Linked DNA regions of Homo sapiens: regions 1, 2 and 4 are each linked to region 3. The links are chromatin loops, found by intact Hi-C in ENCODE. Cell type or tissue: ascending aorta. All regions are shown on one strand. Region 1 overlaps NOX4 (NADPH oxidase 4). Region 2 overlaps NOX4 (NADPH oxidase 4). Region 3 holds the start of NOX4 (NADPH oxidase 4). Region 4 has its middle 96 kb from the start of TRIM77.

Region 1 (8,000 bases), 110 kb after region 3:
GTGGCAATTAGGCCTGGTGGAACTGCCATCGATAAACCAAGTGTGATCAGCGTGAGGAAGAGGAAAGAAGAAAATATGGGGAAATGGAGTGAATGTCAGGTGGATCAGAGAGATACAGTCATGGGGGTCAGGTGTGGTATCTGAAATAATGCGGGGGCCAGCCTAAAACAGTAAGGTCAAGTTGTTTGGACAGAAAGGCTACAGGGTGCGGTCCCAGCTCTTGTGTAAGAATTCTGACTGCACAGCCCTGTACTTTGGCTGTGTGTAATGAAAAATGGTTGGGATGAGTTAGGGAGAGCTAGTGTGGGAGCAGCTTTAGGGATGTTTTTTAAGGAATGGAAAGGGGAGTGGAGAAAGGATTTAGGATCTATGGGGTCACCTAGATTTGCTTTGGTGAGTTTATATAATGGTTTAGTCAGGATGGTAAAAGTAGGTATCCAAAGGCAGAAGTAGCCAACCATGCCTAGGAAGGAAAGGAGTTGTTGTTTTGTAGAAGTGGTTGGGGTTTGGGAGATTAGCCAGACATGATCAGCTGGGAGAGCATGTGTGTTTTCATGAAGAATTATGCTGAGATAGGTAATGGATGAGGAAGAAATTTAGGCTTGACGGAAGTAATGGGGGCTGTCCGTGAAGCCTTGTGGCAGTACAGCCCAGGTAATTTGCTGAGCCTGATGGGTGTCAGGGTCAGTCCAAGTGAAAACGAAGAGAGGCTGGGATGAAGGGTGCAAAGGAATAGTAAAGAAAGCATGTTTGAGATCCAAAACAGAATAATGGGTTGTAGAGGGGTTGTGGAGGGAGGTATTGCAGATAGGAGAGTATATGGGTTTGGCACCATGGGGTGGATAGGCAAAACAATTTGGTTGATAACGCACAGATCCTGAACTAACTTGTAAGACTTGTCTGGTTTTTGGACAGGTAAAATGGGGAATTGTAAGGAGAGTTTATAGGCTTTAAAAGGCCATGCTGTAACAGGCGAGTGATTACAGGCCTTAATCCTTTTAAAGCCTGCTGTGGGATGGGATATTGGTGTTGAGTGGGTTAAAGGTGATTAGGTTTTAATGGGATGGTAAGGGGTGCATGATCAGTCCCCAAGGAGGGAGTAGAGTTATCCTATACTTGTGGATTAAGGTGGAGAGATACAAGGGGAGGATGTAAAGGAGGCTTTGAACTGGAGAAAAGGGTGGCAGTGAGGTGTGGCTATAGCCTAGGAATAGTCAGGGAAGCAGATAATTTAGTAAAAATGTCTCATCCTAATAAGGGAGCTGGGCAGGTGGGGATAACTTAAAAGGAGTGCATAAAAGAATGTTGTCCAAGTTGGCATCAGAGTTGGGGAGTTTTAAGAGGTTTCGAAGCCTGGCTGTCAATACCCACAACAGTTATGGAGGCAAGGGAAACATGCCCTTGAAAAGAAGGTAATGTGGAGTGGGTAGCCTCCGTATTGATTAAGAAGGGGATGGACTTACTTTCCACTGTAAGAGTTACCCAAAGTGTCTGTGATGGTCCAGGAGGCTTCAGAGGCGATCGGGCAGCATTAGTCTTCAGTCACTAAGCCGAGAAGACCTGGGAAGGAGTCAGTCAGAGGGCCTTGGGCCAGAGTTCCAGGGGCTCTGGGAGTAGCTGCTGGGCAAGTTGGACAGTTTGATTTCCAACGGGGTCCCGCATAGATGGGACATGGCTTAGGAGGAATCCTGGGCTGCAGGCATTCCTTGGCCCAGTGGCCAGATTTCTGGCACTTGAAGCAAGATCCTGAGGGAGGAGGTCCTTAAGGAATCCCAGACCGCTGTGGCTTAGGCGTTTTGAAGTTCTTGTGTGCTGCAAATGTGGCTGGGGTTTCTCTTACAGCACAGGCAAGTAATTGCAACTCCTCTGTTATTGAACATCTTGAAGGCGAGGTTGATTAATTCCTGTTGTGGGGTTTCAGGGCCCGATTCTAATTTTTGAAGCTTTTTTTTAATGTTAGGAGCTGACTGGGTGATAAAATGCATATTGAGAATAAGATGACCTTCTGGCCCCTCTGGGTCTAGGGCGGTAAAGGGTCTAAGAATTGTGGCCAAATGGGCCATGAACTGGGCTGGGTTTTTATATTTGATGAAAAAGAGCCTAAATGCTAACTGATTTGGGAGAGGTTGGATAAAGAAAAAGGAGCATTAACCTTGACTATGCCTTTAGCTCCAGCCACCTTTTTAAGAGGAAATTATTGGGCAGGTGGGGGAGGGCTAGTCACAGAACAAAACTGTAAGCCAGACTGGGTGTGAACAGGGGAGGTGACAGAAGAATTATAGGGTGGGGGAGTGGAGTCTGAGGAAGATTTGGAGCCTGATTCAGCCTGGCAGGGAGTGACCTGAGGAGGAGCAGTCTTGGGAGGAGGGGAGAAGTCAGATGGGTCGGTAGAAAAGGAAGATTGAAAAGACTCAGCAACACTTGGGGTTGGGACTGAGGGGACAGGTGGGAGGGAAGGAAGGATTTGGGATGAGTCGCATTGGGAACAGAGACTAGGGAGGGACCAATGTGTAAAAGAATGCCTGGATGTCAGGCACCTCAGACCATTTGCCCATTTTACGACAAAAATTATCTAGATCTTGTACAATGGAGAAATTGAGAGTGTTTTCTGGCTATTTGGAACTATTGTCGAGTTTGTATTGGGGTCAAGTGGCATTGCAGAAGAAAATAAGGCATTTAGGTTTTAGGTCAGGTGTGAGTTGAAGAGGCTTTAAGTTCTTGGAACACAGGCCAAGGGAGAAGAAGGAGGAATGAAGGGTGGAAGGTTGCCCATAGTGAAGAAGGCAAGCCCAGAGAAAAGAAAGGGTAGGGACACGGAGAGAAGGGGTGGGGGGTACCTGCCCTCCCCCCTCAGGAAAGTGGTACTTGCCACTAAGGTGAAGGATCAAGGCAGGAGTCCCTGCGGTGATCAGACACCTCTGAAACGTGGGTGAATAATCAGACAGGTGTCCCCACAGTGATTAAACACCAAGGGAAAACTGTCTTGCCGAGTCCGTGACTGGTGCCGGAGTTTTGGGTTCACGGATAAAATGCATCTCTTCTGTCTCTACCAGAAAAGGAAAGGAACAGAAATTAAGAGAAGAGAGAGACCCAAGGGTGGCACCAAGATTGAAAGGAGAAAGAGGTTGAAGGATAGTGAGAGAGGCTGGAGAAGAGTAAAAAGAGCCTGCTTACCCGATTTAAAATTGGTGATGTTCCTTGGGCTGGTTGGTCTGAGGACCAGAGGTTGTAGGTGGATCTTTCTCATGGAGCAAAGAGCAGGAGGACAGGGGATTGATCTCCCAAGGGAGGTCCCCCCGATCCAAATCACAGCACCAAATTTCACTCATGTCAGCGTGAAAAGACCACCAAACAGGCTTTGCTTAAGCTAAGCAATAAAGCTTTTTAATCACCTGGGTGCAGATGGGCTGAGTCTGAAAAGAGAGCCAAGGTAGGGAGATAGGTTTGGGTCCATTTTATAGGATTTGTGTAGGTAATGGAAAATTACAGTTAAAGGGGGTTGTTCTCTGGCAGGCAGGGATGGGGGTCACAAAGTGCTCAGTGGGGGAGCTTTTGGGCCAGGAGAAGGAATTTCACAAGGTAATGTCATCAAAGGCAGGAACCGGCCATTTTCTCTTCTTTTGTGACTCTTCAGTTACTTCAGGCCATCTGGATGTATACGTGCAGGCTTGGGCTCGGAGGCCTGACACAAACATGCTTTCCTGACATCTGTATTCTAACTTGTGTGATTCATTGTTTTTAAGCTTGAATAACCTGATTTCACATATTTTTCCATGAGTCAGAGGCATGTCTAGCTGTTAGTTTGTTATTGTCTGTACTTTTACATAGCATGCCTGCACTAGCCATCATTTTTCTACTTTGTGTTTTTAATCTTTTAACCAGTCACTTTGGGAAGAGTTTTTCCAGGAATAGTTTTTCCCGTTTTCAAAGAAAACCAGGCAAGAATGGCTATGGATCTCACAAAGACTGGCAACATTTTGTTGCTATTGTTTATTTAATTTAGTGGGTTTAAATGAAACCAGGACATCTGCAGCAGTTTTGATCTCTGGTCTTGCTCTCAACTATTTAAATCTTAAAAATTGTTTTGCTCTATGTTTTCATAATTTTATTGCTTGTCAAAAATCAGCTGGGATACATGATAGGTTAGCATGGTGACAATGTTATCTTAACCATAGATGAAGCAAAGTGGTGAAAATTTCCTGAGAAGATGATTAATGTTCATGAAAAATTAATAGGACATCTGAGTTTCTTGAGATGTAAACATCATCTAACTGCTCTAGTTTGGCTTTTTTCCAAGGGAAATAAAAATATTCCCTTAGTGTCTAATAAGAGTCTACATGATAAGTATGAACTTTAGAAGGTTAGTGTATTTAGGGTAAATCTATTGAATATTGAGCTTAATTTATTCAATCCTTATTTTTGGGTGCCTGTTTTTACCTAAGTACCAAAAGGAAATGATCAATGAAAGTTTCTTTCCTGACTCACATCCCTTCTAGCTACTGCTCCCTCTCTCAGCAATCCAGTTCCTTTCCTCTCATTCTCTTAAATCAACCATCTTTTGATTGTTGATTTAAGCACACTACTAAAAATGTCCAGGTTCAGCAGTGACCATGTTATTGTTCAGTTCTCACTCTTCAATGGGTTTGACCAATAAGCAGCTCTTAATACAGCTGATCATTCACTTTACTGAAACACTTTTTTCCACTTACCTGTTTTTCTCCACATTTTCTGGCTATTTTTACTCAGTCTATTTTTGTTGTTCCTTATCATCCCCACAAGCTCTAAGTATTACAACATACCAGTGTTCATTTCTTCAACCTCTCTTTCTCTCTAGCTGTACACATTTCTCTGGTAGTCTCTCTCATCTTGTTGATACATCCATATGCTTCATGTCCCAAGTTTATATTCCTAGCCCAGATTTTAACTCTGTAATTCAGGCTCATATATCCAGAACATTTAGGCCTTTGGCTTTTACTTTGATTGATAAAGGAGTTGTGGGAGAGTGTGAATGGAGAAATGACATGATATGGCTTACTTTTCAACAGGATCACTCTGGCTGCTGTGTTAAGAGTAGATGAGGGGAAGCAAGTGCAGAAACAGGGGGTCCAGTTAGGAGCTGTTGCAGTCATCTAGTCGAAGTATGATGATGATTTTGACCAGGGTGGTGATAGTGGAAATGGTGAGAAGTGGTCATATTCTGAATATATTTTAAAGTTAGAGTTAACAAAATGTATTCCATGGATTGTATATAATGTGAAAGGAAGTGAAGTCAAGGCTGACCCCAGAGTTTTTGGTCCGAGCAACTGGAATTTCATTAACTGAGATAGGGAAGGTTGGGGTTGGAGAGGAGGTTCTGATGGAAATTTGTGCAACTCCACTTAGGAAGTGTTATTTTGAGATGACACTTAGAGTGCTTTCATTAAATATTTATTGAGCAAATGACTGGCATCTCAGCCCTGCCTTCCACGACCAGTTATTTCTATACATAGAGGCTTTGTGTTTCACGTCTCCTTGTCTTTGGGTTTGTGGAGTAGTAGTTACATGGCTGGTGATCAGAGCAAAGTGAATCTGGGGATAAAATTACCCCATATACAGACACAAACAGATTTTTTTTTTTTTAATGATGAGCCCCAACTCTAACTTCCTCCTATTACACTGAGACCTGGGTTTTTCCAGTGTTGTGATCAAAAGATGGGCTTACTTCTCAAGGTAATCTCTGTTTGAAGGCAATGAGACTTTGGTTTCATATGTTTTGTTTAGTCAGTTCCTAAATGGCTACCTCATCCACTTGTCACTTTTCAAAAATGTGTTGACATCTCTTTATTATTCTTATCACTCCCCATGTTATTTTTGCCATTGTGGCATCTATTTTTATATCTCTAAATTGTTATTTTAGTATTCTGTTTGCCTAAGGGACCTGAGATAAATGCACACGTTCAATCCAAGTTAATAAAAATTCCACTTGCATATTCTTCCAGAATCTTTCTTTTTAATATTGAATATATTTTTCATTCAAATATACAATTAAACACTTTTTTCTTTCATACAAATGCAAAAGCATTAAAGTTTTAATTTGTCAAAATGTTTACTGTCATGATGTTGCATTAATTGTGGGAGATTCGGTGCTCCGCGTGATCTCCTCTCAGACATTTAGAGCAATCTTCACTTGTGAAATTGCATGAGCTCCTAGCATAATAGTCTCTGGAGTATTTTGGACACTAAATAAATATTTCTTGAGTGAATAAATAAATTCTCGAAGAGCTGCCCACCTTTGACGTTTTTATTCTCCTATATTTTTATAGGAGGTTAATTCTCCCATATTTTTCTTCCTATATTTTTCTCCTATATTTTTCTTCCAGTATTTACTATTCCATTGATATTATAATATTTATTCAACTGATACCTTCTATGTGTAAGGTGCTGTGGAATATATAATACTGATTTAGAAATAGTTCTTGATCTCAAGACATTTACAGTTTATTAATATAGAAAAATCATGTAAAAATAAAGGGCTAGACTGTAATAAGGAGCATAAGAGTCGTACTAATAATTTAAGGGTTCAGGGGAGTGAGAATTTTCTTGGCAAGAAAAATTAGGATATCTTTATGAAATGATGGCTTTAAGATAAGCCTTGAACAGTTACTGGGATTCAACCTAAGAAATGGAAAGGAAGTCACTCTAAATGAGTAGGCTAGCATGTGTGAAGATGAAGGGACGAGAAAATGTATTGGTTGATAAGTATTCGTTTAGCTCAATTAGAGTAAAAAAAGGAGAAACATGGAATATAAAGCCAGAAAGAATTTGAAACAGATGTGCTTGGCCATAGGCAATAGGACAGAAAGAATATGGGTGGTTTTTCACAGGGTGACACAAAAGGTTAATCCATAGGAGATTGCTGTGATCAGACATTTTCTTTGGGAAGCCTGTTGGAAAGAAATGAAAGGTGATTGAATGCTGGCAAGAGAAATAAGTGGTATCAGAGAGATTTGAGTCTCTGAGAAGGATGTAGGTTCTATTTCCAGATATATGGGAATTAGGAGAAGATAGTTTTGGAAGTATTAATAGGATAATAGTAATTTTAGATATAGTAAATTTAGAGTGAATTTCAGGTATAAATGTCTAACATGCAGTAGAAAATATGAAACTAAGAACTTGGGAAGAAAGGGTTAAAATAAAGACAACAAAAATGATTAAAGAACATCATATTATGTGATCACTTTCTCAGGTTTAACACATTTAGTTTTTGAAAAGTTGCTATTTTGGAATCATTTTTGATTTTTATTAAAAGGCGCTTCTTTACAAACAAAAAATGCAGCTTGTAATTTTTTATATTGAATAAATTCATATTTATTTAAAAATAATGTGCAGTTACATCATTTTTACATTTAATTCCCAAACATATGACAAGTTACAAATATCTTTTTATATTTTGTGGGACTGTTATAAAATTATTAGTCATTTGTGCACATTAAAAACCCAATGCCATATTGAAGAAATAATTGGAAGGTAAAGGTTATATTTTCTCCAGGATATTAAAATACGTATTTCTCCAGATCTGTTGTTACAGTCAGATTGTCACTTTTTATTTTTCTTATCCTTAGACTTAGGTGAATGTGTATTCTAGAATTTATATTAAGGTCGACATGATCCAAACTTTATGTCAAAGGAACTAGATAGATTCAGCAACATTTTCATGTTTACAGTTAAATTAAAATTTCAAAATACTTAAAATTATTATCATAGCAAAGGCTTGTGATAAATTTTAAAGCATAGATGTGTATGAAATGATTGTAAGAGTTCTTGTTTTCTCTGTCTTCAATTATACTTCCCAAGTTAGTATTCCTAAAATTTGATTATATAAATCTCTTCAATGAGAAAAAAAGCACAAATATCTGTCTTTTTATTTTTTATGCGTGTATTTATTTATTTATTTTGAGACAGAATCTCACTGTGTCGCCCAGGCTGGACTGCAGTGGTGCGATCTCAGCTCACTGCAACCT
Region 2 (8,000 bases), 150 kb after region 3:
ACCCTGTCATCAGGACTGTAAAACTGAGGCACTGCTTAAATTGTAAAGATTTTGGCTCAGAGATCTAAGTCAAGAAGCTGTGTTAGCGCAAGACTAATGAGCAAGCAATAAACAAGCCTTAGTGCTGACTGAGAGCACAACTCATTCCCGACTCAGATAAGAATTGGTTGAAGGATAGGGCCAAGCCGAGTCTATAGCTGGAGGTTAGGTGGCTAAAATTTCAGAACAAGTTGGGGATGTAGCCACTTTCTGGAGATAGATTAAGCACAGGTAATTCTCCATCTTTCTTTCTTTGTTACCCCATCCTGCATTCAGCTGCCATACATCTTTTCAGACTCTTTAGTTTTTATGTTTGAGGGATTTTTGTTGTTTATTTGGGGTTTTTTTTTTTATTTTTAGGCAGAAATTGTCAGTCGACAAAGTAGCCTAAAGTCCTTCCTTTCTTAAAAATCTTATATTAAATGTATCCATTCATAATGGTTATTGGAGCATAATTTTGTTAGCATGATTATTTTATGGGGACTCCTTGCCAAAGAACTTTTATCCTTACAGACTTTAAATTAATTAATTTGTAAGGCCTTGACTGAATCATTCAGAATTCCAAGAGATAAACATCAAATTGGTTTTTTTTCAAACCATGTTCCTTTTAACATGAGATTGCATTAGATAATAATTACAAATTATTGTAAGTGGGCTTGAGTTCTTGATTTCGCTCTCAGCTTGAACATTACTGGTACATGGAAATGCTGCTGATTTTTGTGCATTGACTTTGTATACTGAAACTACTGAAGTCATTTATCAGTTCTCTTGGCAGAGTGGGTTTTTCTAGGTATAGAAGCAAATCATCAGCAAAGAGAGATAGTATGACTTTGTTTCTTATTTGGATGCCTTTCCTTTCTTTCTCCTACTTGATTGCTCTGGCTAGGACTTCCAGTGCTATGTTGAATAAGAGTGGTGAGAGTGGGCATCCTTGTCTTGTTCTGGTTCTCAAAGGAAACACATCCACCTTTTGCCAATTCAGGATCATGTTGGTTGTGGGTTTGTCATAGATGGCTCTTATTATTTTGAGGTATGTTCCTTATATGTGTAGTTTATTGAGGGTTTTTACCATAAAGGGATGTTGGATTTTATCAAAAACTTTTTCTGCATCTATTGAGATGAAAATAGGTTATTTGTTTTTATTTATGTTTACATGCAAAAACAGAAAACTAAACATTGGGTACACGTAGACATGAAGATGGAAACAATAGACACTGGGGAATACAAGATGTGGGAGGGAAAGGTGCAGGGATTGAAAAAATTACCTACCTGTATTGAATGCTGCTGTACACTGTAGAGTACAGTATTGGTTGTTTAAGCTCATGGTCATGTGTCTGGCTGGAAGCTGTGGCAGCTGCCCAGCATCATGAGAGAATATTGTACCAAATACTACTGGTACAGGAAAAGGTCAAAAATCAAAATTTTAAGTACAGTCTCTATTGAATACATATTGCTTTCACTCCATCATAAAGTCAAAAACATTTAAATTGAACCATCCTAAGTTGGGGACCCTCTGTAAAATCACCACCTGTACCAGCTCACTCCTGATCCTCCTTACCTGCTCTATCAGCAACATCAGTAGCTCCTGGGGGAATGGTGAAAACTACAAATGCTCAGACTTCTGAGTCAGCAAGTCTTGGGGTAGGGCCTAGCATTCTGTGTTTTAAGAAGCCCTACAGGAAATTCTGATACACAGTAAAATTTGAAAGCTATCAAGGGAGAACCATCATGGGCTTTTTAAACTCATTCCTTTTGTTTATTGTTTCTATTGATATGATTATCTCCTGAGACTAGAATGGTCTAAAACTGCCATACCATCCTCTCCTGAGGAATAGTTTATCACACTCACTTTTTTCCTACATGAAGAGAGAATTGTTAGATGATAATTGTCCTGGAAGCTTTTTTTGTTTTTACCTTTATATAATACCCCTCACCAAAATAACTGGTAATTGTAAAGATTATTATCTGATTATTAACAAACTAAGCTTTGGAGTTAGACTCAGAATGAATTTAGTAAAAGTCATCCCCCCTTAATATAAGTGTGACCTTAAGAAAATTATTTAACCTTTCTGAGTTTTAGTTCCCAATGCAACAAAATGGGCATTATACTTTCCTATGAAAGTTGTTGTGTGGATTAACAGTGAAGGTATACATAGAACATTCAGTACCAACCTTGGATTAAATGTTCGGTGAAGAGTATCCATTGTTAATATAGCTTATTTTAGGTTTCTGAGGTAAGAGTCTCAGGCATGTCTTGAAAAAGAAAAAATTTTTGGACACTGAGTTTTACTCTGTCACCCAGGCAGGAGTGCAGTGGTGTGATCATAGCTCACTGCAGTCTCAACCTCCTGGACTCAAGCCATCCTCCTGCCTCAGCCTCCCTAGTACCTGGGATTACAAGCATGTGCCACCGTGCCCAGCTAATACTTAAGACAAGGGTCTCATTTTGTTGCTCAGGCTGGGCCCAAAATTCTGGCCCTAAGCCATCCTCCTGCCTCAGCCTCCCTAAGTGCTGGGATTACAGGTGTGAGCCACTGCACCAGACCCTTGAAATTTTTTATTAATTAAAAGAACTGTTTAAAGTGACAGATGATCAGAGAAGATTTTAAAAGGCAAATATTTTTCAAAAATTTACACTTATATGAACATTAAATGTTGTAAATTACAAACCTTTACTTTTAATAATAATATAATATTTATTATATTATTCTTAAATATCTAATATTTATCAGGTTCTTACTATGTTCAGGCACCATGTTAAAAGCTTTAACAAGTATATTCACATTCAGCCACATAAAACAGAAATGTAGCTTGAAACTCATTAACCTTAATAAAAGATTTAAATCAGTTTTTTTAAATGTAAATAAATTCTACTTTCAAAGGAAAAACTTAAATGTCAAAAAATGTTTATATACTTTTGAGTGGGTCAGGGAGGAAGATATCTCTTATTCTTAGAATTATCTTAGATACACAATCCTTCATAAAGGATCTTTTCATTAGTTATCAACAGAAATTTAAAAATATATGAAGTTGATTTCATCTCTACTATGTTATAGCAAGACTTTAAAGAGTTGCCTTTAATTTCTACAATCTGGTTACATATATTATGATAATAGCAACATAACATTCTTTTAAAGAACATGTACTATGATAGGGAGAAAGTCACTGCTCATAAGTGAAACGCAGTGTATTTCACACATATTAATCAGATTAAATATGTAAAAAAAGTGGTTTAAGTAGTTTCCGTTTCCATCTCCCTCAAAAAAGTAGATGTCATGAAGTAATCAAATACTAGTAATTTTATCTTCTTATTTTTTCCAAGAAAAGCAAAATTTTCTCTCTCCTGGTACAAAAAAAAAAAAATCAAATGAAAAACAACTGATTCTCTAAGGGCCTTGAAATCAAATTCCCACCTACATTTCCCAGCTCATACTGGACTTAGCCCATTTCTTGCATCAATACTGGGCCTCCCAGAAGGCCTGTCAGTATACTGTAGGCACTCATTGATACCGTTAATAAAATGTATTTCTGATATTTGTGTGGCCCTCTACAATTCTTAGCACACTTTTTTTCTGTAGCATCCCAACTTATTGACCCTTTTATAGATGAAAGAAATCCAGTTTAGAGAGGAAAAGTTATTTGTCTGGAATCCCAGCCTTAGTAAATGACTAGAACGCTGAGTTCTAGTCGTCCTGTCCAAAGTTATTTCAAAACACCAAAGAGTAGCTTTGTGGGGAGTGGGGAGGGTGTGTGTGTGGGTGTGTAGCTCAGAAAGCAGACAAGTAGGAAGGAGGGGGCAGTGGCCAAAATATAGTCACACAGCCAAAACAGATGCAGGGAGTCTGAGAAATGTAGTATTTTGGCTGGACTTTTTGCTTCCCTGAATAAAATTAATTGTCTGTTACTAAGAAAGAATGGGAGGATGAATATTATATGAACAATTAGCATTTCTATTGCAGTTAAGAAGGATTTCTCTATGCTCTCTCTCTCTCTCTGTCTCACACACACACACTTGAATATATAAACATGAGCAGAGTAATTAGAGCTGCAGAGCTTCCTTTGTGATTGTCCTTTACAGCTAAAGAACTATCAGTTTGTAAGTAAAGTTTTATACTTATGAACAACCAGGGCAAGAGGAGGGACAGTGTTAGATTCTTTTCCTTACTCCTGCTATTTTTCTGTTCACATAGTAAATGTTTAAATAAGTATTTCCAGTACTGATCTAGCCATTGAAAAAATGTTTATTGAATTTAGACACAGTAAAGCAATTGTTACTTTAATTTAGTCATATATAGTCTAATATATGACTATATTAGACATATAGTCTAATATGATCAGAGCTTTAACTTGTCCTTAGCTACCTGGCATGATCATATTTACATTACCCTATACTTTTAATTAATGGTTTCCTCAAAAAAGACACACTTAGAAACAGACGTATTTATTTTAATCTTGACACTTCATAAGCAACATTTGCTACTCCTTTAGGCTAATCACTATGAGAAACCATGAAATAAGGCCTGACCCATCACAAAATCTAGAGATTGCATTCAGCATGTTTGCTATATGGTACAGAAAATTAATTTCACTTATTTTCATTTTTTTCCCACCTTTTTCTGACTGCTCTACAGGCTGTATATTGATGGTCCTTTTGGAAGTCCATTTGAGGAATCACTGAACTATGAGGTCAGCCTCTGCGTGGCTGGAGGCATTGGAGTAACTCCATTTGCATCAATACTCAACACCCTGTTGTATGTCATTTTGATCTATTTTGTTAATCCAAATAGAGAACTGCCAATATTTCTGATATCTCTCTTTTTAGTATAAAATAATTCCTTATTGAATTATTCTACTTGTTGATCAAGGACCTCCATTTCCTGATTGGTGAGGGGAATAATTCAGTGATTCTCAACATGTGGTCTGTGGCTGCTAGCATATTCTCTTGTAGAAAGATGTCATATCACAGTTATGCACTCCTCTGTCCTTTTCCTCTGTTAAAAGTCATTCGCCTCCATCCTTCATTTTCTATGTCCTCATCAGCGGTAAGTGGTTCTACTCATTCATTCAGTCAACAAATATTTTTGAACACCCATGTGCCAATAGGTCTTACAGGTATTGGGAAGACAGCAATGAATGAAAACAGAGTCCCTGCCCTTAAAAAACTTACATTCAAATGGGGCAAGTAAAAAAGAAAGCAATGAGAAATGTAAATAAAATTATTTCAGAAAATATTAGAATTATGACAAAAGGTAGACATTAATGGATATGGAAATAAAGGGCTGGGTTTATTGTTGAAGTATGGTCAGGCTTTTCTGAGATGACAACTGAACACATCATTCCTTCATTTATTACTTAGCAAATTTACAACAGACTAAAGAAAGTAACTTCAAAGGTGAAATTGTGGCCGGGCACATTGGCTCACACCTGTAATCCCAGCACTGTGGGAGGCCGAGGTGGGTGGATCGCTTGAGGCCAGGAGTTCAAGACCAGCCTGGCCAACATGGTGAAACCCTGTCTCTACTAACAATATAAAAATCAACCAGGCGTGGTTTTGCATGCCTGTAATCCCAGCTACTCCAGAGGCTGAGGCATGAGAATCTCTTGAACCTGGGAGGTGGGGGTTGCAGTGAGGGGAGATGGCGCCACTGCACTCCAGTCTCGGTGACAGAGCGAGACTCTGCCAAAAAAAAAAAAAAAAAAGGTGAAATTGTCTGACCAGGAAATACTAAACTAAAACTTATTTTAGTTTCAGGATTATAAGCAAAAGTTAATTGATTGATATTCTTATGAAAACACAAAGCAAAATGAAAGTAGAAAGTTATTCTCAAATCTATTCCATTTACTATTTTTTTTGCAGAACCAAAAAAGCAATAATAAATTTAAGTGATGTGTTTGAATGATATTTTATTTCAGTTTTAAATACTAGATGTAAATTTGGTACTTTCTGGCGGTTCTTACAAAAATGATCATGCTCTAAGCCAGAAATAGTTTGTTTCTGACAACACATTACAAGTTATTTGGACACCTAATGTTATGAAAAAGGAAGAAAATTTTCTTAACCTCAAGCCTACTTTATAAATGGGGATCCAGACTTGGAATTATGAGTTGCTGGAATGCATTACATCATACATGATTGTGAAATCTCTTTCTTTAATGATTTTTAAGAGGGGATAAACAACCAAGTTTCTGGAATGGTTTTGGCTCATTTTGCCAAAAAGCCAGGGCAAGACTGAATGACCTTTGGAGCCCTACTCAGTCTGTGATAGAATTCACTGAAAGTTGAAAACTTGTTTTTTTTCTGAGATGCAGAGCCCAATATTATTCTGGTCCAGTTCAGTTATGGCCTTCAACTGGAAATGGATGATATGCATACTTGTGAATATTATTCACACTTAAATTCATTTAACATTTAACACTTAAACACCTAAATTCATGAAGTATGTCGTATCCTTGAGTCAGTATATTGCATATTAAATTCATTTAGGTCTCGTGCTATCAGACGCTAGAATGTAAATGACTGATTTTTCTGTTGGTTTCTATTGGATATTTCTATTGGTTGCTTACTAATGAAAAGGAAACTTTAAAAAATATACGAATTCTTTAATATTTGTGTTTGCCATCCTAATCACTATCATGTTATTTTCATTTTAAAGGGATGACTGGAAACCATACAAGCTTAGAAGACTATACTTTATTTGGGTATGCAGAGATATCCAGTCCTTCCGTTGGTTTGCAGATTTACTCTGTATGTTGCATAACAAGGTAACATTAGGGTTGGTTCTAGTTTTGCAATTTTTCAAATTAAAAATGTTATAGCTTTTATATTACAAAAGCAATAAATGCTTGCCATAGAATAAACCATAGAAATTATGCAGATAAGTAGCAAGGAAAGAAATAAGTCTCTTAAACATAAAAAATCAGAGATAATATCTGTTAGCAATTAGACACACATCTTTTCAGATATGGATATTTGTGAGTATGCATATATATCTAATATATTTTAACATGGAAACATTCATTTCTATGTTTTAACATAGGGTGTTTCACATAGAAATGTATGCATATGGCTAAAGGTGATGAGGGAAGACAATGGAGGGAAATACCAGAAGGCTCCTGCTGTAACACCTTCCATCCTCTGTTCTGATAGCACTTACCCTTGATTGCCATCTTTAATACTGCAAATCACCAGACTTTTTGGTATACTATACAAATCTCAACAATCCCAAATTTTGTGTTTTATTTTTTGCAGAGATAAAGCAGGAATCTTTTCCTATCCTACGTGTAACATTTGACCTATTTATCTTTATTCACACTATACAAGTGATACACATATGTATCCTTGCTACAAATATTTCAAACAATTCTGATAAAGTAAAATCCTCTCTTACTACCTTCCCTACCTAATCTATGTAAACAGAGGTAACTCTTAAGTGTTCTATAAATTATATCATACTATTTATATTGTTTATGCAAATTCCTTTATTAATTGATTACTGTGTCTTGACTATTTTTTGGTATTAGTGCATCTAGAACTACTTCACTGTTTTTCCCTGTGCCAACAGTTAGAGATGATAGACCCACCAGATTCTTTTAGAGTATTTCATTGTATAGATTTATCTAGTTTACTGAACAATTCTCTAATGTTAGATACTTTTTTATTACAAAGAATGCTGAAATGGATATCATTATATATACCTCTTTGTGCATGCATTCACTCATTCAGTCAGTCATTCTATCATTCAGTGTATATTTATTAACTGCTTACTATCAATCTGAAACTATTCTAGGATCTGAAAACTCATCAGGTGGCAAAATAAAACCAAGTTTCTGATCTCATGTGGTTTACATTCTAAGGGGGCAAGATAGACAACAACCAATAAATACATCCAGCATCAGGTTCTGAGATTCAGGTTAGGACAAAGAAGGAAGGGAAAGTAGGAGTAAAGCAGCGTAAACAGTAG
Region 3 (8,000 bases):
GAAAAAACACACAGGCTCTTTTTACATTGAATTTTAATACTAATCCCTCCTGGTAATTAGACATGAAATAACAAAAATGGTAAACTATATCAAATTACAATGGTTAAGAAATCTTACTGAATTCTATCAGGCATGTTTCCTGGTCTATAATTTTTGACTTCTTGAGGGAAATGCTAACTAGGAGTCCCAAACATTTATTCTTTAAGGTAAATTTCTCCAGAAGTCTTATTCTAAGGCTAGCATATCCAATCAGAGAAAGAAAATTAATATGATCTAGGTTAATTAGGTGCTATCCTAGGCTAAATAATAGCCACCTAAAGATAACATATCCTAATCTCAGGAACTTGTAAAGTTACTTTATAAGGAAAAAGGGACTTTGCAGAAGTGATTAAATTTAAGTATCCTGCATAGGGATATTATCCTGGATTATCTGGGTGAGCCCTGAATACAATCAAAAGTGTCCTGGTAAGAGAGAGGCAGAGGGTGATTTGACACACACACAGATTGAAGAGGAGGAGGCAATGTGACCACCGAGGCAGAGATTAGAGTGATACAGCCACAAATCAAAGAATGTCAGCAGCCACTGGAATCTGGAAGAGACAAGGAACAGATTCTCTTTAGCACATCAGAAAAGATGGTGCATTAGTTGCAGTGGCTCATGCATGTAATCCCAGGACTTTGGGAGGCTGAGTCTGGTGGATCACTTGAACCCAGGAGTTTGATACCAGCCTGGGCAAAATGGCAAAATCTCGTCTCTACAAAAACAAAAAACAAAACCAAACAAACAAAAAGCAAACTAACTAAAAATGAACCAGGCGTGGTGGTGTGCACCTGTAGTCCCAGCTACACTGGAGGCTAAGGAGAGAAGATCACCTGAGCTTGGGTGGTCAAGGCTGCAGTGAGCCATGATTGCACCACTCCACTCCAGCTTGGGTGACACAGCGAGATCCTGTCTCAAAAGAAGAAAAGAAAATATTGTGATCTGGTGAACACCTTGATTTTGAACCAATAATACTGATTTCAGACTTCTGACATTCAGAACTGTGAGACGATAAATTTCTGTTGTTTTAGCCCATGACATCTGTAGTGATTTGTTAGCACAGCCATAGGAAACTAACAGAAGGGCCCACTTGTCTTAAATTCCTATCGTTTAACCTGTGGGGTTGGTAACATCCATTTTAAGGGGTTCTTGCCCCGTTTCTTTACCTTTTCTGGTCATTAATTGTCAAGCTGAGCAGAAACTATTTTTATATTACTGGAGAGTTATGCTTGAGAAATTGGGATTTGAGAAAGGCACGGAAAGAAAGATGATATACTTAACCACTATTCCTTCATCTAATAAACGTTGTGTAAATTCCTACTATGTGTCAAGCTATGTGCTAAGTCCTAGAATAAAAATGGAGTAAGACAGGATTTTTGTCCTTAAGAAGTTCAGTTGAGTAGGAGAATTAGACACACACATACGTATAATTAAATTAATTTGTGGAAAATGCAGTAATGATTATGTAGAAAGAGTATTGTATTTCCCCAGTGCATTTCATATTTTGAAAAACACTGTCTACAAAAAAGTTTCTGTGTTTAAGTAATATATAATAGGTTAAGAACAGTTCTAACTGCCAATAGGTTTTATAATTAACATAGGAAGATCAGTGTTATACTACTAGCTTACCATTATTTCAGCCAAAAATCAAAGGTATCTGTCATTTGAGTTTTTATTGTAAAGTCTGTTCCTGGAGAAAGTGTGAATTTTCTTATAATATTTAAAATACTGATGTAGCTACAGAACTCTCTCCCCATTACTTTCAAGAATGGCCTTTCCTAGTTTGGGAAATACAGCAACTATGTCATTAAACAATCTGGTTGGCCAGGCACGGTGGCTCACGCCTGTAATCCCAGCAGTTAGGGAGGCCGAGGCTGGTGGATCACCTGAGGTCAGGAGTTCAAAAGCAGCCTGGCCAATGTGGTGAAACCCCGTCTCTACTAAAAATACACAAATTAGCTGGGCGGGTTGGCACATGCCTGTGATCCCAGCTACTCTACTTGGGAGGCTGAGGTGAGAGAATTGCTTGAACCCAGGAGGTGGAGGTTACAGTCAGCCGAGATTACGACATTGCACTCCAGCCTGGGCAACAAGAGCAAAACTCCATCTAAAATAATAATAATAATAATAATAATAATAATAATAATAATAATAAAACAATCTGGCTTAGAGAAAATTGTATTGCAAACAATCTCATTAATGAGAGTTCCTGCGTAACAGGACACTAGCTCTGTCCCTTGGGGATGGCTTGGAGTACTGTTTCCTGGTAAAGCAACATAAACAGATCTCAGTCCCCTCTTACAGAGTTATGAAATAATAGCCATAAGTAATAACCAACATTTATATAAGCATTCCATCATTTTACAAAATAATTTTACAAAAGTAACTGATTATAGGTTGTTTTAATTGGAAGCAAACCCAGTTTCATTACCTCAAGCAAATTTCTTCATCTCTTTTAGCTTCCGTTTCTCATCTCTTTTTTTTTTTTGAGATAGAGTCTTGCTCTGTCGCACAGGCTGGGTTGGGTGCAGTGGTGCGATCTTGGCTCACCGCAACCTCTGCCTCCCAGGTTCAAGCAATTCTTCTGCCTCAGCCTCCTGAATAGCTGGGACTACAGGCGCCTGCCACCACGCCCGGCTAATTTTTGTATTTTTAGTAGAGACGGGGTTTCACCATGTTGGCCAGGATGGCCTCCATCTCCTGACTCCGTGATCCACCCGCCTCGGCCTCCCAAAGTGTTGGGATTACAGGCGTGAGCCACCGCGCCCGGCAGTCCGTTTCTCATCTTTAAAGTGAGAGTGCTAACACGCACATGGAGGGCTACTATGAGAATGGAGTGAGATTTTGTATATGAAGTAGCAAAGACAGAGCCTGGGACTTAGTAGGTACATTATTAAGAGTTGGAGCCATTTTTTAAACCTTTTGTCTTTTTGTTATTTTTGCTGTTCTGAAAGTCTCTAAGCTTTTAAAAATGGTCTCTTATTTTACTATTCTTGAATTGTTTCACGCTTCTCAACTCATGACAAGAACCTATTCTGCCAATGAACCTCCTGCCCCCATCTATTGAAATTAAAGCTTAGGAGCACCAGTGCATCCCAGAATTTGACTTCCTTCCAGTGGAGAGACCCCTTGGGTTTTTCGTGTGCTCTTTCCCTGATCCTTTAGGTGTCACATGGTCAGAAAGAACATAGTATTATTTATAAACAATATGCTCTCTAACTTCAGAAAGATTTAGGACAGCTTTCTGGATTTGGTCATGCATGAAACAGGAAAAACAGGCTATTAGAAAATTGTGTGAAGTCTAACAGGGACTTGATATGAATTCATTTTGATTTTTAAAACTGAGGACTGCAATCATTAATCAGTTCATTAAATTAATTGGAATAAGTATATTGCATGTAGTGAGAGTAGTAGTATTTTTTGAAATTTTAGTTTTAATTATATCCTATGGCCTGTGTTGTAAGATTTTTTATTTTAAGAGTTTAAAAGCCATTCGATTAAGCAACTAGTAGTAAACTTTTCTGTCTCTCATTAGTTGTTAAATCTAGAAAAGTTATTGGTTTAACAAACCTTTATTGGATATCTATTTTGCATCAGATTTTTTTCTACATGAATGACATTTTTTTCTCTCTCTTTTCTAATACTGATTTGTTGCAGTGTCGAATAGGTACCTGGGTCAACTCCACACACTTCTCACTCTTCACTGGACCTCTGGTACAAGATTGAGAGGATTCCTATTACTTACAAACAGACTAGGTATTAAAACAAAAAGATTCCCGAATAGAGTGAACCTAACCTAGAGCCCCTAAGAATTACATCAGCTTTAACCATTAATTCCCTGGGTTCTTCTTATTCAGTAATGTCTTAAAACCTTTTTATCAGTATGGGATGGGCGGGCAAGGGGATAAAGAAACTGGCGGCTGGTGGGAAGCCTTAGGTAAGGCTGTCAGGGGGGCTTTAGTTTGGGAGTGGGATAATTTGCTGAGGAAGGGTGGGAGAAACGTGAACTAGCACACAAAAGGCTGTTTCCGGCTCAAATTTCGTTACCAAGGCTCTTTGAGATGAACTTTTTTGGGGGAAAACAATCAGTCTAAAAGAGCTGTGTCTTCTTGTGTGTGTGTGTGTGTGTGTGTGTGTGTGTGTGTGTGTACAAGGGGGCGGCGAGGGTCCCCACTTTTAGTATGAGTAGCATTGTTCACATGTTTGCCAGTATTTTGGAGCCTGGCAGGCCTGGGTAGAGGCTGCGGGGGACGCCTCCAAGTTCCCACCCGGGACATCCTGAACAGCAGCAGCCACAACAACAGGCTCGCCCCTAGACAAAGGGGCCGGCGCGGCGGAGCAGACTGGTGCAGCCTGGGCCGCGCGCTCAGAGCGCTGGGCGTCTGGGCAGCTGAGTGGGCAGAGCTGACCCGGTGCGGGTGGGAGTCAGGGCGCCCGGAAAACCCGGCTCTGGGTAGCAGACCCCGCCCGGGCTGGCTCGGCGCCGGGCCTTCGGGCTTCCACTCAGTCTTTGACCCTCGGTCCTCGCTCAGCGGCCCGGCAGGCCGCACAACTGTAACCGCTGCCCCGGCCGCCGCCCGCTCCTTCTCGGTCCGGCGGGCACAGAGCGCAGCGCGGCGGGGCCGGCGGCATGGCTGTGTCCTGGAGGAGCTGGCTCGCCAACGAAGGGGTTAAACACCTCTGCCTGGTAGGATGGCGGGCTAGGCTCTCCTTGCGTTCTCTCTGTCCTGCAGTGATTTTGATTCATTCTCTGAGCGTGCACGGGTGGGAAGCTGGAAGTGGAAGTTTTGTCTTAATTCGAACATTCTCAACTTACAAAACTTTATGCTGGAGATAACAATGAACACTCCCCCTCCCACCCCCTCGCCTGTCCCCCAAATGCATGAGAATTTTTCTGCACATTGATGGGAGAGATGTGGAGGAAGAGGGAAGAGGTCATTTTCCGTGAATACAGCTTTTCTTTTTACCCTTTAAACATTTTTGCTCCCTTTGTTCTTTTCCCAGATTACTTCTGTTTGCTTGGGGTATGGTGATGTCATTAATTTCTTAATCTCATTTTGTACGGCAGGGGATAGCTGTAAATCATTTAGGAAACCTATTTGCAACCCAAATGCTTAGTCTCAGGTGAAAGGGCTGGGTAAAGTCAGATTTGTTTTCCTCTGAGTGGTTTTCAGCTTGCTGGTTAATTGAAAATGCTTTCTGCAGTTACTGATTTAGGTTCCATTGAAAGCACTGTGTCGAAGAATTTACCTGTGGTTTCTATTCATCAGGTAATAATTATTTTCAATTTTTGTTTTCTGTCTCTCATGTCTGATTGGTTTAGTTCATCTGGCTCTCCATGAATGTCCTGCTTTTCTGGAAAACCTTCTTGCTGTATAACCAAGGGCCAGAGTATCACTACCTCCACCAGATGTTGGGGGTAAGTAAGGTGAACTTGGATAATCTGGTGGAATGGGTTTAACACTGGCAGACATTGCTACAGGTTTGGTCAGTTCCATTCATTAAAGAAATGTGCACTCTTCACTTTGAAAACCTTTGTTGTTCTCTAAAGTGGTCACATTTTCCTGATTTATCATTTACACTTGTACAAGTTAAAAAGATTGACTCTCTCAAGAACCAAAGGTAATATCTGCTGAAGTGAAACGAATGAACCTGCCAGACCAGGTTATTGGTGCCTTAAAAAAATTGCTACTTATTGCCAGCTGCTAAGTACCCTGAAGGATCTGATTCACTAGGAGGATCAACCAATAACAAGCTTTTAGTATATACTTATCAGTGCTTTTAGCCTGCTCATGAGCTTATCCAGAGGATTTCTGCACTGTTTGTTTTTACTGACAACTCTCACAAAATATGGGTCTAATGGGGTTATTCATTTCTGGGCAGTTCTCAGTGCTTGCTTTGGGTTAGTGGCTGATGATATTCCAGTATTCTACTATAATATGAGAAAGATACTGGGCAAAACTTTTTTCTGATTTATTTTATGTTAATATTTTTCTTTCTTTTCTATGATGTTTCTGATTTCATTCTTCTGTTCCATCTCCTTCTTATTTGACTGCTTAACAGAAGATAGTGTCACTGAAGGCATATTACTTTGCACAAGGAGATTGCGTTTTCTTTTTCTTTCTTTCTTTCTTTCTTTTTTTTTTTTTGAGACAGAGTCTTGCTGCGATGCCCAGGCTGGAGTGCAGTGGAGTGATCTCAGCTCACTGCAACCTCTGATTGCCTGGTTCAAGCAATTCTCCTGCCTCAGCCTTCTGAGTAGCTGGGACTACAGGCACGCACCAGCACACCTGGCTAATTTTTGTATTTTTAGTAGACACAAGGTTTCACCATGTTGGTCAGGCTGGTCTAGAACTCCTGACCTCAAGTGATCCGCCTGCCTCAGCCTCCCACAGTGCTGAAATTACAGGCGTGAGCCACCATGCCCGGCTGAGATTGCATTTTCTAAGCAACAAGCAAAAAGTGTAAAACCCTGCAAAAACTTAGGGAACCTGAAAAAATAGATTTTGCATTTTGGTGAGTGGGGGGGTGCAGAAAAAAACACATTTTGCTTTTTTATTTTTTTTCATGGTTTAATGACTACTTAAAATTAAGACGAGCTCAGACAAATTCAGTGGAACCAGCTCTCCCTTCTATGTTTTACATGGAGAGATCTTATTTATCTGTAATTCTCAGTACCCAGACTAGTGATTGGCACATATTAAGCCTGCAACAAGTTGCAGTTGAATTAATTAATTAATTTTTTATACAACAAAGTAATATCATAATCTGTTGATCACACACTTTATAAAGTTTAACTTCTAGGTTTTAAGCCAATGGGTTGAAAAAAATAGTCTGTAAAGCTAAACCCATTTCATTTATTTCTTTCATCCATCCAATCCAGGAACTGTCTTGAAACCTATACATTTCAGATGGGCACCCAGAGAGTAAGACCTCACCTCGCCCCTCAAGTTGCTTACAATATAATGGAAAAACCAACAAATAAATAATTATAATTCAATAAACAAGAAAAGGTTTCTTCTAATAAACACATGAGGTCTGATAACTTTTTGGTTTTGTTTTCTAGTATTTCCCCATTAGGTGTAACTTAATGAATAGGACGTTTTTCAGTGGAAGCTTTATCTCATCTATTACATAACTTGATGAACAACTTGGAGAAAACTCTTTAGATATAGAATGGTAAAATTTGCTCTGGATCACGAGGTATTTGTATTAATATAAAAATCTAAGAACTGGAAATTTATTGCAATAACCTAGAAAGCCATAACTGAACTTTGGATTTTAGCTTTGTGAGATAGTATAAGCTAAAATAACATCTTATTTCTTAAAAAAATAATTATTTGGAAACCAACTCATTAATTTTCATGAACTTGGATACTGTATAACTGAATTTCAAATTTAATTTGGTGGTAAGTCAGATATGATTAAGATCACATATGCACAGAAACATAAACCAACAAATTTGGAAAACATTTAAACTATGTTTCACCTCTCTACTTCCATCCCACTTCACTGCTTCTGCTTGAATAACAGACAGGGTAATGAGCTTCAAGGACTGCTGACACATAGGGCTCAATAAATATTGATCAAGGGAATGAAGAAAAAAAATGATAAAAGGACCAAATGGAAGACTAGGAGCATAAAGGATAAGAAACAGATTCAAGAAAGGAGAGGTTGTTATAAATTAGTTTTTAAGAACACACAAGTATAATTATAGTGAGTTGATATTTGAGCTATCTGGTAAGTATTCTCCATTTTACCAAGAGTCACTGTGGACAGGAATGGTCTTTCTACATGCTGAGAGATAAAATATGACTTATAAACTTCTCAGTAATTATCTGTTATGAATTTTCCAGTCATTAATTTATCTAAGCTATTTTGGAATAGGTATTTTCAGTCTGTATATTACCTTTTATTGGAAAAGAAACTCCTTCTACAGTTTTACTATCTATGAAGTAGT
Region 4 (8,000 bases), 120 kb before region 3:
TCCCCAGACCTCTGTACCAGAAATTGAAATAGGAAATAGAAGATATTGAGGATACTAGGTATTCTCTACCTGTGTTATTGACCAGAAACAGCAACATATAATTTTTCTTTACAGGGACTAAGCTAATCAATAATGAAGCAATGTCACTGACAATCACACTCATAGAATGAATTTTAATAAAAATATATTTTTATTTTGGATGCTTTTTGTTGCATTTGAGAGAATGAATTGAGAATTTTTGTTTTTTTAAGTCAGGTGGACTCCTAATAACTTTTAAAGGCTAAGTTAAAAAGGTCTCATTTTCTCTAAGGCATTTATGACTTACCAGTCAGTCAGTCACTCTTTCCTCAGCATATTTTATGTATATCTTAACTCTAGCTCTTATCACATTATTTCATAGTTTGCTGTATTGGGTTAATTCCACAACTAGGCTTTGTGTCCCCAGGAGCTACAACTGCTTCTGTCACATAGTAGGTTCTCATAAATCTTTGTTGAATAGCTTATGTAGACTCAGATGCCACAAGATTGGCAATAATTCACTGTTATTACAAAAAGAGAATTAATATAAAACATCACCTTGTTTGTAGACATATTAAAGAAGAAGGGAACCATGAAACACAATCTTTAGGAATTACAATGTGTCCTCTAAGTTTTGGATTTAATTGTCCTACCTAAATCTTAACAAACAAAAGCACATTGATACTTTATTTGTCTTCTTCTTATGTTTTGTATTACCCTGACTTAGTCACCAGATGTCACTATGAGACTGTTGTCCAGGTCACTCTTTCTTTAAACAAGAAGGAAACAAAGACCTCACATGAGGCATGGAGCAAAACCTATGTCCTTGTGGAAACACCTTATAAATGTTAAGGCTAGTAGATTTAGGGTTTTATTTTAGAGTGGATTTTGGCATGGCTTAGTGTGTAAGAAAGAGCACTGGACTGGGAATCGAGAATCCTGGATTTTAGCCCCAGTTCTGTCATTTTAGAATAATTGACCACCTGGTAGATTTCTTTACTTTTCTGGCCTGTGAAAGATATCCTCATCTGAAAATAAGGGTGGCAAAAGAACCTCAAAATCTTCAAGCTCTAACATCCAGTGATTCTATTCCCTTCTTTTGCTAATTTCTTGGAAAGTAGCCAGAGGTCTTTACTACCAGGGATGATTTGGAAAGTCAGCATAAGTGAGAATAATGAGTACCTATTGCATACTCTATTTTATTCTAAACACAGTCTCTGCTAGGTTTTGACCTACCATGAAGTGGGGAAACCTTTATGGTCACTCTCACTTCTACACAGTCTCTGTATATTGGTGGTACACATTGTGTGAAATACCTTTTCCATCTAGAGATTGCTTCATTTTTTTATTATAAAAACATTACACAAAATTTGTTTAAGGTGTCATGTAAATATACTTTTAGTGACTGTCATTTTTGGGTTTCACTCTCAGAGGAAAATGAATTATTTATATTAGGTATTTCTGAATACCTAATCTGAATATTCTTGCTTTTTTTTAAAACCAGTTCTCTGCAATGTTCACCCATCCACCTACCTAAAATATGCACCACTTAATCTTTTATTCATGCTGCTCCACAGCGTCCTGTAATCATAACCCACTTGTGGTAGACTCAGACACTGTTGTTGTATGAATGCCTCATTTATCTCTTTCTGTGCATATTTATGTTTCAGTTAGCTATTTTCATTGCATGTAGTTCCTTCCATAGTGTGGGTTCTCGTATTCTCAGCCATTTTCTTTGTCATTATTTTACTCAGAGTCGAACCACAGAGTAAATATTTTTGAGAACAGTCTGAATTACATGGAGCCTTTAACACTTACAGGCACTATCCTAATACCCAAATTATTATATAGAACAAGTTGACACAGGCTTTTATAGAATTATCTAATCCTGAAACATATCTTGAGTATTTACTAAATGCTCCACACTGTTGATGTTCTGGGATTGAAACAGCAGATAACACAGTATGGCACAGAGAGAGCAGGAACAAGCATTTACACAGCAAAGTGGTGACCGTTACAGTGGAGTTGTGTGCAACACACTGTGAGAGGCTAGAGGATGGTATAGACTTACCCTTGAGCTGACCTTCAAAAATAGTCAGGAGGGTTTGCATGGGAGGTTGGGAGTCTATTCCAGGCAGAGGGGACAGCAGAGGCAAAGAAAAAGAGGTTTGAGACTACATATTAGACTGGAGAAGTGCATATGGTCTGTACTTACTGCTTAGCAACAGAGTAGAATGATTTGCTGGGAGGTGAGACTGAATTAACATTAATCTATTGATTTCTCTTTGAAATTTACAAAATTTTCTCCTCTCCCCTTCCTTCTTTATGTATTTTGGTTCTACTGGAGTCAGTTCAGGTGTTTCTTAGGAAATTGTTCTTTATGATCTCTGTGAGTTGACATTAAAATATACATTATGTATGTTCTGTGACACATTGTTACTCTTACATGTTAGTTGTTTAACACCTACATGGGCTCTTGCCTCAGCTAAACAGTGAGTTCTCAAAGATCACATTCATGATTAGCAGCCACACTGAATTATTATTACATGGAAGAATGGAAGGCAGGAATGAAGAAAGGAATGGTGGGAGGGAGGAAAGAAGGTAGGAAGGAAAAAGAAAGAAGGGGCGGAATAAGCACTTGTAGTGGAAGATGGAATTAATGTTTTTCAAGAGTATCTTAGTTTCTAAGATGCTCAAATACAATGAGAAATATATTTGAGCATCCTGAATTGTGTGAAAGTTTTAAAATAATATTTGTCAATGTTCAGGAGAAAAATCCTTCTGAGCATGTGAAACAAGAGGAAGACCGAAGGTAGATATGCATAGAACCCTATCCACAGTTACTGAGTATGTTTAGTAGTGTAGAAATTGAGAAAAACTGCCTTATAGAGAGCTCAGCTCCAAAATGACTGGCATGAGATTTAAACTCAGCATGTATAGGTCACATAAAATAATATCACACTCCAATCTTAGATATCATAGACCCTAAAAGGGCAATAGTGCAAGGTCTTTCATTGCACTGTCTTGATATTTCTAAGTCAAACTGCTTTTTGTTTCAAGGAAACACAACCTCTTGAGGAAGAAACTTCTGAGATGGCAGCTGCCAGAGATATACAAGCTGCCCAAGTGAGGGGATAGGAAAAGCTGAAGACAGGCAGACATGACTGTGGGTCCAGGCTCTACCTCTTGGTAGCTATGTGACCATCGTCAAGGTGCTGTGTTTCTTCTACCCAAGCTTCAGTTTCCTTGCTTATTAAATACAATGAGTTTTTTTTTTCTTTCTGACAGAGGGGGCAGCAAAGACAAAAAATTGATTACAAGAAAGGGAGTATCTGAAAAACTCGGCATCGTGCCTGACACGTAGTTAAGTGCTCGGAAAATAATAGCCATAATTATTGTTGACAAGTCTGGAGCAGGAAAACAAACAAGCATACAGAACACAAGATTAGACTGTAGGTTAAAAAATACAAGGTCTAGTTCTGGCTCTGTCATTTATTTGCTACATAACCTCAGTCACATGTGTTGTTTTCCCTCATCTATACAATTGGAGAATTCTACCTATTGTACCTACTTGGCAGCATCATATGAGATTATATAGATATAGATATATATAGCACTATATGGTCTAAGGGATCATTTTTATTACAGACTTGATTTGAAAAATGCAGAGTTCCACTCCCTCAAGATGAAGCACCCGTGCCTTGTTCTGCCTGACAGCCTAGGACTGATGCTACTTGCAGAATTTTAGTGCTCTGGTTACTGAAAACAGTATCACATGGCACCGTGCAAAGTACAGTGCCCATTTTATGGTCTTATGAAGCACACATGCCAAAGTTGAGAGTTTAATTGAAAACCTAGCAGTTTTTCATGATGGCTCACAGTACTTTACATTTTTAAAGAAACTCTTAATAGGTTAGCAACATGGTGTTTTGTTGTCATGGTTATCATAAACATCCAAGTCACTATCGAGTGTTATTCATTTGTAGGTTATTTAGTCAATCATTCTACTCACTATTCTTAGAGATTGATATGATTTAAAGATACTATTGTTCTTTTCAATTCTTGTTTCTGCAATTAAGATATACTACAACATTTTCTTACATTAATGCCAAATCTTTTTAAAAATGTCAGCTTTCTTCCAAATAGTCTCCTCAAATAATACGTTAAGGACTTCCAGAAAACATGGGGACTACCAAACCAATACTCACTCTTTATAGCTAAGGAAAACTGAGCTGCAGAGAGTTTTAGAGATTTATACAAACTTCTATGGTGTTAGTTGAAGAATATTAGTTGTTCTTGCCTATATGTTTTCAAAGGCAGATCATGTCATCCTTGAAGGTAAAGTCATATTTTGTTTTGTTTTGTTTTAATTCAGTTTACTTCATAGCATTTGTATTTAATATAATTAATTCAGCAAATGTCACTTGTTTCTTTATATTGTTACATTTTGTTTTATGTTATCCCTGGTAAGTCATTATAAACTTAGTTTTCAAAATAATTTCCACACGAACAATTTTGTTATATCTTAGCCATATCCCTTTGAAGAACATAGTATAGTTATCACTCTATTATAAATTTTACTTGCCAAATGATGATATTGAAGTTCAAAGAATTTATGGCCTTGCTCAATGTCTCATGGCTAGTAAAAGAAGATGTCAGAACTTAAATACAAGTCTCTGACACCAAGCTTTCTCTAATCCACAGAAAGTGTTATTTAAATGAAAATATTAATTGCTTAGAGAAAGTAAACTTGAAGAAATAAGGAAGTCAGTTTTGCTTGGAATTAGAGGTGATAATTTTCATTCTCTTCAGAGCTCTGGTTGCATGTGAAACTAAACTGGATTGGAATCCCATTATGTAATTTGAAGTATCGTTAGTCCTTAAGACACTAGACATTGACATGTTTAAGCATAATTTTGTAAACTCCATTCAGAGTAAGATATAATGTAATTGTTTTTGAATTCCCCATACTAATGCCTTTCTTCACCAGAGAAGTTAATGGTGCCTTCTATATGTGACTTATATGTGCACTTCCTCAAATTATCAACAAACAACTGAACTTGGCTTCCTCAGTGTGAAAATATCTTATTGCTTTCAAAACATTGCAATATTACAACTCCAAAAAAATGTAATTTTGATCATATGCATTTTACTAAGAAATAATGGTTATTATTATATTTGGTTTTATTTATTCTGTATTACAGTTAAATACCATATAGTAAATATTTATTCATATGCTGCTTCCTCTTAAACAGGCTTTGAGATAGGTTCACATGTGCAATAGATTAATAAAATATAAGTACACATGAAAAATTGACAATGGTTGAAGAATGATGGATAATGCTTGAATAAAAGAGGAAAGAATGAATTTTCTCTAAATTCAGCCATTATTTATGTATTTTATAATCATAGAATTTTAGAACAAGAAGAAATCTTAAAGTTTTTATTATTGAATATCTTTTTTTATAGCTGAAAAAATTATAGACCTAAGCGTTTTGCCAAATATCACACAGTCAATTGGTACCAGCACCAGGACCAGGACATAAGTTATTTTTTAACTTTGTGCCAGAACATCCCCAACCTGACACATCTGACTTCCTTAATAACGCATTACTTAATAATTTGACTCTACTTTCACTTTTCCTTTGTAATCCCCAAAGTGAATTACATGACCAGAAAGCAGAAGTTCAGAAAGAATATATTTATGATCAAACTTTGTCTTCCCTTTTCAAATATATTTTTCTTATTATTTGCTTAAGCGAGCACATTGAGTGAAGAATAGCATCTAGCAGTTTGCTCATTCAATGTGCATTGCCGATAGCTACCATAAATATTGTAAACCACTGATACAACTTTTTCTTTTCTCATTCCAAAAAAGGACATAGGCAGGGGGAGCCGTGTGAATATCCCATCACACCATGGCTGGATTATTGGCTAGTACAACTCTGAGTCCTTCTATCTGCTCCCAATCAATTCCAGCCACAAATTTTATGCTCATTGAATCCATGAACAAGAACATCATCTTAAAATATTGACTTATCAGAACAAAATAATCAATGACTCATTTAAAATTATTAAATCTAAACTTCTTTAACAAAGCTCTACAAAATCAAACCCTATGAACTAGTATTGTAATGAGGGAGGGAAGGTATGCATAGGGCAAGTTTTAGATTTTAAATTGGAGAAGTAAGTGCTATTTGAGGGAGATTCAGGGAAGGATCCAATCCTAATATCAAAGTCAGAGGCATACTCCGTCATGACAAAGGGGGACAAGAAGCAATGGAGGCAGGATGCAGTATTGTCCTCAGAAAAGAAGCTTGAACCCATAGAATGACTCCCATAGAAGAAAAAGGCACAGGTGGAACTTCCCAAGGACTCTCTTCTCTACATTGGCAGGCCACCTGGCAGTTTCTGGGGACTGAGACCCAGGTGCTTTAGCCAGATGGGGTTGCCTCTGGGAAAATGCACACAGAACTGATCTTACTCTGCCTTCCTTTCTAATCTCCAGGGTTTCCTGAACAAGTTTCACTGAATTTTTGATCAGAAGCAGCTTTGGGCTGTTTGAAAAAAAAAATCTGTTGATCTGCATAGTTCTTTATGCACCATTAAATAGAAGGCACCTCAGTTCAGTCTTTTACCATGAAACCAAACATACCCTTTTTAGGTCCATGTTGGAATAGTTCTTTGACCAAATAAAAAAGAAAGGATTATATATCAGGTTATGAACAAAGAGCATGTGTGATATGATAGAGACAGATTGGTCAGAAAGTACACGCTGGCATTCTGAACTGGATTTAGGAAGACTGCTGTTCCAAAATCACTTTAGAGACTATATAAGCAAAACAATAAATTACAATGTAAAATAAAAATATTAACACTTCTATTTTTATATAAGATAATTATCATTTAATGTAGTATAATATTTAATATAATAGATTAACACATATTCATTATTCATGTATCAGAAATACATTTTCCAAAATTTTCTCTGATGGGTGAAGCATCAAAGAAGTTTGGAGACTGCCACTCTGGACCTTCTCTTCATAGGCTCATGAATCTTGCAGAACTATTCACTTCAACATTTTAGAAAGACATGAGCAGATTACAGATGAATCTGCTTAGCCTTCTGGAATAACTACGGATATGGTTGTGAAGCCAATGTGAGTTTACAGTAACTAGTCAAACTGAGGGGCCAGAAAGAGGATGTGAAAATGCCTTGCTTTTCTTCTAGAATATAGACATTCAATGGATAAGAAAAAAATAATAAAAACAGGAAAACTGAGACCCAGAGAGATATATTTAAATGTCTAAGATAACAAACCTCATAACAAGTGCGTGAGCATTTGAATTCAGTTCAATTTTTTATCAAGGCCTGTGTCTTGCTGCTACAACTTGAAGCATTTGTTCTTTTGTTTATATTATTTACATGACATAATAGCCTCTTTTCTGTCCTTTCCTTTACTGAGTCCTTTCCTTCCTTCAAAACTCAGTCCCTCTTTTCCATGAAGCCCTACTGATGATTCCAGCACTTATTATTCAGTGTCTTTTTCCAAACTCCAGACATGAACTTTGTTTATTGAGAGTTTACTCCATGCCAGCCACATAGGCATTTCACATCTCCTCACATAACTCTGTAAGTTGTTGTGGTAGGCAGAATAATGGCTCCCAAAGATGTTCACACCCTAATCCCTGAAACCTATAGATACGTAACATGACAAAAAATTTACAAATTAAGGCGATGTACATTAAAACACACAGCTTATCCTGGGTTATCTGAGTGGGTCCAATCTATTCACATGAGCCCTTAAAAGTGGAAGAGTAAACTAGAACAGTTCATCTGAGATGTGACAGAAGAAGATGCAGGAGAGATCCAAAGCACGAGAAGGTCAGGACCCACTGTAACTGACTTTGATGACGAATAAAGGGGCAATAAGCAAAGGAATGTAGGTGGCCTCTAGAAGCTGGGATTGGCCCTCAAATGA

What was found. Peaks named below come from ENCODE experiments on the same cell type or tissue, not always from the same donor. Only the 100,000 strongest peaks of a DNase experiment are listed, where the experiment ranks them.
Region 1: a loop joins it to region 3, with 2.5 times the contacts of the local background. A loop is called at or near these places in 4 of 110 quality-filtered maps.
Region 2: it touches region 3 in a loop (2.9-fold over the local background); 3 of 110 quality-filtered maps call a loop at or near these places.
Region 4: it touches region 3 in a loop (8-fold over the local background); 7 of 110 quality-filtered maps call a loop at or near these places.

Annotation. Positions count from the first base shown.
Region 1 is chr11:89,376,992-89,384,991 of GRCh38, reverse strand. All of the region lies in intron 11 of NOX4 (NADPH oxidase 4), which reads left to right. Among named protein-coding and RNA genes, the nearest start is that of NOX4, 110 kb to the left of the region's middle. In ascending aorta, no CTCF peak of the experiment used is centred here; a DNase peak (open chromatin) is centred at 3,671; H3K4me3 peaks cover 324 bases; H3K27ac peaks cover 7,418 bases.
Region 2 is chr11:89,338,864-89,346,863 of GRCh38, reverse strand. NOX4 (NADPH oxidase 4) reads left to right here. Exons shown (of 18, transcript NM_016931.5): 14 at 4,671-4,790; 15 at 6,693-6,801. Among named protein-coding and RNA genes, the nearest start is that of NOX4, 150 kb to the left of the region's middle. In ascending aorta, no CTCF peak of the experiment used is centred here; a DNase peak (open chromatin) is centred at 3,803; H3K27ac peaks cover 6,603 bases.
Region 3 is chr11:89,487,917-89,495,916 of GRCh38, reverse strand. NOX4 (NADPH oxidase 4) reads left to right here and starts at 4,542. Exons shown (of 18, transcript NM_016931.5): 1 at 4,542-4,727; 2 at 5,364-5,459. The coding sequence starts at 4,671. RefSeq lists enhancers at 3,584-4,290, 4,291-4,997. In ascending aorta, no CTCF peak of the experiment used is centred here; a DNase peak (open chromatin) is centred at 4,426; H3K4me3 peaks cover 4,270 bases; H3K27ac peaks cover 7,509 bases.
Region 4 is chr11:89,609,969-89,617,968 of GRCh38, reverse strand. No RefSeq gene overlaps it. Among named protein-coding and RNA genes, the nearest start is that of TRIM77, 96 kb to the left of the region's middle. RefSeq lists a silencer at 3,134-3,428. In ascending aorta, CTCF peaks have their summits at 748 (motif pointing right) and 3,311; no DNase peak of the experiment used is centred here; H3K4me3 peaks cover 852 bases.